Regions from separate parts of the Mus musculus genome. Here region 1 is linked to region 2. Evidence: chromatin contacts called from ENCODE Hi-C or POLR2A ChIA-PET data. All regions are on one chromosome and are shown on one strand. Each heading gives the region's core, a stretch centred on a gene start or an enhancer-like site at or near the end of the contact. The rest is flanking DNA. Distances are from core to core; before and after follow the strand shown.

Evidence for each region. A loop is a pair of places that touch in the nucleus more often than their neighbours do. ChIA-PET counts read pairs that join two places held with the same protein, here RNA polymerase II (POLR2A).
Region 1: a map of T-helper 1 cell shows a loop between it and region 2 (2.0-fold over the local background). The contact joins the promoter of Mybl2 here to the promoter of Ift52 in region 2. A Hi-C loop is called at or near these places in 1 of 37 maps with a recorded cell type or tissue (T-helper 1 cell). POLR2A ChIA-PET finds 5 or more read pairs at or near these places in 3 of 5 experiments (all embryonic stem cell).

What each region holds. Positions count from the first base shown.
Region 1 is chr2:163,051,364-163,056,314 of GRCm38, forward strand. Mybl2 (myeloblastosis oncogene-like 2) reads left to right here and starts at 3,272. Exons shown (of 14, transcript NM_008652.2): 1 at 3,272-3,485. The coding sequence starts at 3,466.
Region 2 is chr2:163,015,005-163,019,481 of GRCm38, forward strand. It overlaps Ift52 (intraflagellar transport 52), which reads left to right and starts at 2,349. Exons shown (of 13, transcript NM_172150.5): 1 at 2,349-2,529.

The DNA.
Region 1 (4,951 bases), core at 2,022-4,521, 37 kb after region 2:
CTGAGAATCCTCCTCATCTACTCCTCCTCTCTCCCACCCACCTTCTCCCCCCCCCCCCTTTTTTCTTTTGATCGGGAATCTCCCTAGATAGGGAGCAGCTTGAACATTCCATTCTTCTGCCTGAGCCTTCCAGAATGCTGAAATTTCAGGCATGCACCACTACTGCAAGGAGATTTACCTTTGGGGTACAGGGTCTCCTTATATCTCAGTCTGGCCTGGAAGTCACAGTGTAGTGAAGGCTGGTCTTGAACTTGGGATTCTCCTGCCTTGGCCTTCCGAGTACAGGGATTAGACAGGTGACGCCACACCTTGCATAGATTTTCAAATCTTTCTCCTCCCTGCTAAGCTATGGGTGTTCTTTGTCATTCCCTACATTGTCCACTCTGCCAGTTCCTAAATAACCCAACTCTATAGAGCTGAAAGTGACCTGATTGGGTAGGTGCACGCAGCTTCCTTCTGCCAGCCCAGCACCTGTGTGATCAGTGCAGTTTACTGAATGGCTTTTTGTCTTAGTTTGCTTAGTGGGTGGAGCTTGTTTATAGGTTGGTTGCCTGGCAGGCAAAGGCCCAGAGTTTGAAGTGTGGCCCTACAAAGCAAAGCAAAACCAAAACAAAAGTTGCTCAGTAGATGGATGCTGGGACTCTGGACACAGGCAGGTGATCCTACTTATTATTTACCATCAGTCAATAACTTTGTGTCCTTCTTGTTGCTAGGCCAAGAGTATTTTAACAAGATTTGATCTTTGTCTTCTTGACAAAGGAATAGCCTTGATTTGGAAGCCCAGGACAGATAATTGAATGGCTAAATGACTAGAGCCTTTCCTTCCCAAGAAGGTACTTCCAGGCCCCCTCCCCCAATGCAATTCTGTTATCCGTTCTGAGCCGAGAGACCACTCCCAGGTTTGACTGCCCCGGGATTCTAGGAATGCTCTCCCCAGGGGTTATGTGTTGACTTGCTGATAACTAGAGGACACACTGGTGGAGGTCACCAGATTCCTTGTGACACTGGAGTGACCTTGCTGCCCCAACCCTGATCTCCAGGCTCCTCTAGCTCTGGTGTCCTGTTTAACTGGCTCCAGTTTCTGGTCCCATGTGGACTCCGCATCTGCTCTCTGCATTTTGCCTCAGGCACTTACCTTGTGCAAATTTCTAGGCCCTGCTTTTGCTCACAAGGAGATTGGTAATCTGAGGGAGTGTGTGTGCAGCCTGCGGAGCAGCTTCTTGGACTTCAGAGGGCAAGTGTGAAGACAGGTAAAGGCAGAATATAATCATAGGACCAGCAGAAAGGCTACAGGGGTTGAGTAAGGCATGTAGGGTGGCCTAGGTCTACCCTCAGCAACAAAAGCCACCTAACAGTGATATAATACTTATATGTGCCTTATACATATTCATGTACTTGTATTGCTTAGAGTTAAAGGTTTGTACACAGTACCCCAAAATAAAGTGTAGGAGAAAATAATCTCCCACTTCTCCAACATGCTTTGACCTGGTTATTCTGCAGGGACTATAGACAAGGAAATAACTTTGCAAGGCAGTCCTTTTGTAAAAGAAATTTACATTTGTAAAGGAAATCTGCGTTAGCCTGCATTCTGTACTAGGAACCGGCTGATGCCTATATCTTTCTTTTAACTGGGAGACTTTTATCTGCATGACAAGACCACCTGTTTGCCACATAATTCCTTTCCTTATCCCTAGTTAGCTTGTGTCACCACCATTCCTACAGAAGTCCTTGGACCTCATTCCTTTTTGTACCCCAGGAAGCTTCAAACGTCTGAGCCTTTGTATGATGTCATTATTTTACAGGACTCCAATGGATATGCAAGTAATTAAACCTGAGTTTCCTCCCGTTAATCTATTTCCTATCCATTTAATTTGCAAACAAGCCAAAGATGCTAGGAGGAAAGCCATTTGCCCTTTCCTTACCCCTTTCCTTACTATAAACTCTAGAACTACAGTTTGGGGAAGTCAGTGCCTCAGTTTCTCCATCTGCTATCGGGTAATACAAGCATATAACTCATTGGGTTGTTATGAAGATCAAAGGTTTCTATGAACTGTTTTTGTAGGTGAGGAAGCAGGCATGGAGAAGTTTGATAATTTGAGATAATGGAACTAGGGAAAGGTAGGCTGGGAATCACCCCCGAGGAGATCTCACTGTAAAGCACACTAGCCGTGAAGAGCAGCGATCCACATGAACTCCTTTGAAGGGAGAGGGGTGGGGGGAAGCCTTGAATTAAGCCAGGTGAAAACTTGTAGCTTTCAAGTCTTCATCCTTCTGTAGTAAATGAAGTTTTCGGAGTTGTACTGTCTAAAAGGGGCCAGCAGTTTTTGGAAAGAGATCTGAGGCCTGAGCCTAAAGGGCATTTGGCTGGGGTTCTTCCAGGCTCCTATCCTTTCAGGGAGTCCCAGTAAGATGACACTCAGTTTTTAGGTAGTAAATGACAACCTGAAAGAGACAACCCTTGCCATCAGAAATTGAACGTAAGCCAACAAGCCTTCCCCCTGGGCTTAATACATTTCCTAGGAAAGGCTGCTGGGATCCCAGAATGCTCACAGTTCAGCAGAGGAAATGCGCACAAATGCAAGCAGATGGGCAGGAGACCCCAGTCGGGGAAGATGTGGGGAGTTCCTGGTCCAAATACGGCCCAAGCAAAAGCTGCAAGACTTAATTTCGCCTCTCTGTGTCTTGGCGTGGTGATCTGGAAGGCCGTTACTAAATGGAGTTACAAAGATTTAACCCGGACAGAAGAGAGGTTTAAGTTTGGTGAGAGAAATGTTGGGATTTTGAGCTGGGTCTCTCTGAGGCAGCTGAAGAAGCAAGAGGCTTGCAAAGGAAAAGATACAAACCCAGTCAAAGGGAGCATGGGGGCTCTAGGGATAGTGGCTTGGACCGTCCCAAGCAGTGACAATTTGGGCGGGAAGTTTCTCCTATTCAGTTCTTCCAGTCTTTGCTATGTGTGTGGCTCGGGGTCTATCTAAGATTCACACAGAGCCAGGCCTCGCGCCTCATTGAATCCCTAAGGTAGGTGTATCTGGACACAGTAGATTGCCAACTAACAGAGCATCTGCCCGCTTGCACATTCGGTTTCTGCCCTCCGGTAAACCACTCCCCTCTTCCCCATGCTTGGGCTCCGCCCCTACAGTAGGCCCCTCCTAGGGTTCTGGCGCGCGGGCTCCGCCCCTCGTGTCTTGTACGCTTCGCCCCTTCCGTATGCTCCGCCCCTGCGCTCGCGCGCCAGGGCCGGGCGGCGCCGACGCACTTGGCGGGAGATAGGAAAGTGGTTCTGTGCGCTCCCTAGGCAGCTGCAGTTCCTGGGAACGTGCGACCAGACCTGCAGACACGCTGACGCCTGAGAGCACCGCCTGGGGCCCGGAGCGGCTCGAGCAGCCTGAGTCCTGACCCCGGCCCGGCTCCCGCTCCGGGCTCGGCCGGCGGGCGTAAGGGTGCGGCGGGGTCCGGGCCGGGGGGATGTCTCGGCGGACGCGCTGGTGAGAGGCTGCGGGCGCGCTGGGGTCCTCTCCCTTCTCCTTGGGTCGGCAAGCGTGAGATGGGGATCCCCGGGAGAAATGCACCCTGCGCCGCCCGATGCAGGGGCGCGCGCCACGTTAAGAGGCTATCGGGACCCCCTCGCTCGGTTCCTGGGCCTCCTGGGCCCGGGAGTCTGAAAGCGCGGGTTCCCCCTCTAGACCGGGTCCCAGCCCTGGGTGAGGTCCATCATCTCCCGCCTAATTGCAGGGTGGGGAAGGAAGGCTGTCGCTCGCGGTGTCAGCTGGAGGCCCATTACTGGGTAGGGAGAATGTCTCCCCTTGTCGCAGCGAGTGGAAGGCAGAAGCCTGGGAGACACTTGTCGATCAAGAGTGGCTCGAATTTGCTGGCGTTCCTTTCTTGTTAGCATTCCGGGAAGCACAAAGCCCCTGGGCCCTCCGCGGGATGCGAGACGGGGAATTCGTTGTCTCATGGGGTTTCGGCGGCCGGTTCGGTTTGGTTTCAGAAGCCTTCTTCCTGTCCCACGCTAGTTTTGGGCAGTTGGGGATGAGTAAAGACTATTGGTGTGCAACGAGACTGCTCTGCTAGCAGCCTCTGAGCCAAAGGCAGGAACTGGGTTTCCCTCTTAGTTCCCTAGAGGTTAGGTGGCTGGGTCAAGTCTGGACTTTTGGGACACCTGTGTATCTGGGGCCTAATCGCGGGGCTTTCCAGCCTTTCTAAGGCGTGGGATAATTGGGTTCTGCTGTGTTCCTTCTGGGTCTTTCCAATTCAGAACGCCTTTCCACCGTCTTCAGATGGCCGAACCTGGCCTAGGATGAAGATAAGGCACAGAGATGCCTGCTTGCTTACTTGCAGAGTTCTTCGTGGCTGGGTTGGGTATTGGTTTGGTCTGTGGGTGCTGATCAGGGTGGCTTCCCATGCCCCGGTGTCTAGGACAGTTCAGTGCCCAGGAAGGGCATCTGGAAGTACTAATCCCAGAGCCCCGGGCTTATCTGAGGGTCTCTTTTGTGAAGTGTGGACTCTGTGCCCCTGCATCCTCACGAGCCTTTCTCTGCCACATGGTGTGACTCCCTGTACCCCAGTGGCCCACTTCCCTCTTGGCCTCTGACTCACCTTTCCCTGGAGCATAGCCCAGAACGTACAAGGGCAAGAGAAAGGGTATGTGTATATACAAAAGTGTGACTTTTCTTTAAACAGCACACTGGCCTCTGCTTTTCATGCTACGGTTCCTAGGGAGGTTAGGGTGTAAAAATGTGGAGCTTGGTGTGACATAATCGTTGTCGGCCTCACTTTTCCCGTCTGTTAAATGGAGCCCTTGAGAATGCGCAAGAAGGTGTGTGACTGATGGATACTCCCATCTGTTTAATAGTGTGACCATGCCGGGTAGCAGCAACACATGTCTTTAATCACAGCACTCAGGCAGGTGAATCTCTTCAGTATACAGGACAGCATGGTTTGCAGAGTGAGT
Region 2 (4,477 bases), core at 1,099-3,598:
GGAGGCCAGTATTCTGGCTAGCTATTAGGCTGTAGGTGTTCAGAATTCATCATTTCAGAAGGTAATGCTGACTAGCCAGACGTGGGCATGTGATGCATGTTCAAGACACTGCCCATGCGCTGTAGATTATTCTGTTTTACTTTAGTTTCTTTCCCACAAACTCCTGGCACACACTTCAGGGTAGCCTCATTAGCTGGCTGGTTTGGGGACAATGGGAGGACTTTTCTTTGAATCAGTGTATGCTGGTGATTTTTACTGACTTTCCCTCTATATTTGGTCCCACTCCTTTCCTCTCAGTTTTGTCCCCTTTGTCCCTTGCCCTAGGAATGAAGAGGGGAGGCAGGGCTCAGGGCTGGGACACATTAAAAACCAAAGAGAACACCTGCAACACTGTTCTATTGGAGATCAAAGCTCAGTCAAGAATTACTATTAAGCTTTGATACGGAAAGAAACTGGTTCTTATCTTTCCTAGTGTGGGTTAACTGCTAGAGGTGAGACACAAGGAGAGGACAAATCTTCCCTCTTACAGGAGGGTGACTGTCCGAAACCTGAACATGCTGCCAGAAGTCCACAATCAGCTGTTCTAAGATTGTAAAGTCACAGAATGCTTCACCAAGATAGAAAATGAACAAGTATACTATGAAACTGACATATATATATATATATATATATATACATATATATATATATATATATATGAATATCCCATTTCAAAATTTGTATTGATGGGGGCTGAAGAGATGGCTCAGAGGTTAAGAGCACTGGCTGCTCTTCCAGAGATCCTGCGTTCAATTCCCAGTAACCACATGGTAGGTCATAACAATATATAATGAGGTCTGGTACCCTCTTCTGGTGTGCAGTCATACATGTAGGCAGAACACTGTATACATAGTGTTCTAAAATATATCCTTTTGAAATTCGTATTTGGCCAGGCGATGGTGGCGCACACCTCCCAGCACTTGGGAGGCAGAGGTAGGCAGATTTCTGAGTCTGAGGCCAGCGTGGTCTACAAAGTGAGTTCCAGGACAGCCAGGGCTACACAGAGAAACCCTGTCTTGAAAAAAAACAAACAGAGCAAGAGAGAGAGAGAGAGAGAGAGAGAGAGAGAGAGAGAGAGAGAGAGATTGAGATTCATATTTGTATGTGTGTGTGTGCGCGCGCGCATAAACATGCCACAGAATACTTGTAGAGGTCAAGAGGACAATTTACAGAAATCGGTTCTCTACTTCGATTATGTGGGACTCGGGGATTTAACTCAGGATGTCAGGCTCAGCCTTTTTACCTGCTGAGCCATCTCAATTCAATCCATAATCCTCATAATAAACCTTTAGAATCTATCCTCAATTTACACGTAGAAAATGCTCCAATTAAGCAGCATGTTCAAGTTCACCAGATACAAGTCATTTCTCAGACACCGGACTTCGGAGCAGCTGACTCTAAAACCCTCAAGCTCCTTCTGCAACTTGGTACAGTGAGAGAACTGCTCCAGGAGCTGCTCCCGGTCTGGTGTCCTGGCACTTCTAGTACACTTACAGTACCGAATGATCCCGTGACTTGCCCAAGTCCAGATCCTGATCATTTGCATCCTTAATTGCACACTTGATCATTTGCATCCTTAATTGCACACTCTATTCAATTCTGCAGCACTCCACTAGAAAAGTTTCCTGGCTGAGACTTAACTCAATGGTACAGCTCACGATGTGGAAGGCTCTGGATTTGATCTTCAGTGGGAGAGAAGAGATCGTTCTCTTTCACACTCTTTCCCACTTTCTAAAATCGTCATAACCACAGTCGTGAAAAGTGCCTTAAAACTTGTGTATTTTAATATCCTTAACGCATACTGCTCTGTATTAAGACATAGATGAAAATAAAAACTGCTGAGCTTCCTACATGTGCCTGCTCCAAGTTTTGAGGCTGCAGAGGCTTTGACTACAAAGCCACAGACAGCCCTCTCTCAGTGAAGCCTCTGCGGAAGCAAGCGTGTTTCCCGTTTCCATGGCAACCGTTGGCCCAAGCCAGTACCTCTTCCCGAAACGCTTCCCCAGCTCCACAATAGTACTACATCTCCGGCGCGTCACCACTCCCTACCCCAGCTTCTACTTCTAAATTTTGGTAAGACCTGGCATTTTAGGTCTCCTGATCGCTACCCGGCAAGAGCCTGCCCGGAACCTGCGTCCAGGCCAGGCCGGGGCGTGGCTTGCCGCAGCAGTCCCCGCCCATAGGCAGGCCGGAATTCCCGGCCTGGGGACCTACCATCTTATTGGTCTTTAATAGCAGTTGCTAGCAAATGAACAATATAGGTTCCCTATTAAAAAGTGACTCCTTCAGTTTGGATACAGTCTTTACCGGGAAACGGGCCAGCCCAGCGCTAGCCCCGAACCCCTACCCAACAGCCCCCAGCGTCCGCAGCCACCAGACACAGCACGTCTGTCGCGCTGTCGTCATCACGCCACGACGGAAGTCACTCGGGGCCCGGAGCCACGCCTTCTCGGCGCGCGGCCTTGGATACCTGGCGGCCTCTGGCCTCAGGTAAGGAGAGGTCGGGTTGTGCGGGCCGCCAGGTCGTTGGTCTGGCTGGAGACGATGACGGCCTCGCCATGCCGCTCTGGAGACCCCTAGGCCAGCCTTGTGGGAATCCCGAGGTCGGCAGAGGTAAACTGAGGACGCGGAAGTGGGCTGGGAACTGGTCCTGGCGATGATGTAGAATTTCTAGCTCCTCGGACTGCGCGGATTTGTCGTAGTCCTGTAGAATATGAAAAAACCTAGGATGGGGAGCCATCAAATCAGACTCAGCTATCGTTGCAACCACGCTTGGTGTTTTTCGTCACTTTGGCAAAATTTAGTATACCATGTTAGATTATTGAAGAAAAAATAAGAGAATGGTTGGGCAGTGCTACCCAAATATTGTTTCAATATTCTTATTATTACCGATTTTTAAACCTTATCCTATTCTTAGGGAAACTCATTTCTAATTCTAATAGGACAGGACCCCAGATCTACTGCTCCTTCAGAAGGAGGTGGTGGGGTTAAACTACAGTAAACTGTTACCTCGAAGTGTATTCTTCCGTTAAGAGCAATTCAGTACTCAGAGAAGGGTATTCACTTTTCCCAGAAATCTGCTCCCACCCCAAATACGTCTCAAAAGCAGAAAAATATAAATCTCAGTACTGTGATGTTTGGGTTCTTTGTGGCACCGTGTAGTAATAGGTCAATATCACTAACATGATCGTTGTGACGTTCTAATCAGGAAACTGGAGAAGGCAGAGTACAGCATTGTAGGTACACAAAATGAAAACAAGCATGTTCAAGTACAGCTCTGTTAGCCGGCTGTGATGGCACACACCTTTAACCCCAGCTTGGTCTACAGAGAGAGTGACAGTGCTACACAGGAGGAACACTGTCTCGAAAAACCATAAATAAATAAACAAAGAAAGAAAGAAAACCGGCTGGTGAGATGGCTCAGTGGGTAAGAGCACCTGACTGCTCTTCCGAAGGTCCAGAGTTCAAATCCCAGCAACCACATGGTGGCTCACAACCATCCGTAACAAGATCTGACTCCCTCTTCTGGTGTGTCTGAAGACAGCTACAGTGTATTTACATATAATAAATAAATAAATCTTTAAAAAAAAAAAAGAAAGAAAACAAGCAAAAAAATAGCCGTGTCATGTGAAGTCAACATGACAAAATGTTTTCAATTTCATTGAAGGGGTTAAGGCTGCAGCTTAGTTAATAGACTGCCTGCATGAGACCCTGGGTGTCTGCCTGGTCCTCAGAACAGGGAAAAAAAAAAAAAAGTCATTTGAGAGGCAGCGGCATGGCGGCAATGTGCCTGTAATCCCAGCACCCAGGAAACTAAGGCAAGACATTAAAGAGTTCAAGGCCGTCCTCCACTGCACAGTGCATTAGAGGCGAACCTAGATTATAGGAGATTGTCTCAGAAGAAACAGTATATTGAAGGTCTCTCCTATCAGCTCTTAAAACATGGATTGGAATTGTGCAGTCGCCTAGTAATTTAGGTAAAAAACAATGGTACCCAATATGAGCATCAGAGTAGTTTCAAATGGACCAAAAATAGTTTATATATATATATATATTTCTTTTTTATTTACATTTGTTTGTTGTGTGTATGTGGTACTGAGTGCTCATGGAAGAGAAAGGACGTCATCCTATGGGTGTTTCAGGCTTGGGGGCAAAGTGTCTGCAACTACTGAGCCATCTCTTCAATCTACAAGTGGACGTAAATTTCAGTGTTAAAAAATTATATCATAGGGCTGAAGAAATGGCTCAGTAGTTATAAAAACACTGGCTGTTCTTCCAGAGGACCCAGCTTCAAATCCCAGTACCCAGTACACATGGCAGTTTACAACTTCTGTAACTGCAGGGATTGGACACCTTTATACACATAGACATACACTTTGGCAAAACACCAATGCACATAAAAAGAAAATACATAGCACGTTTGCCTGCACAAGACCTA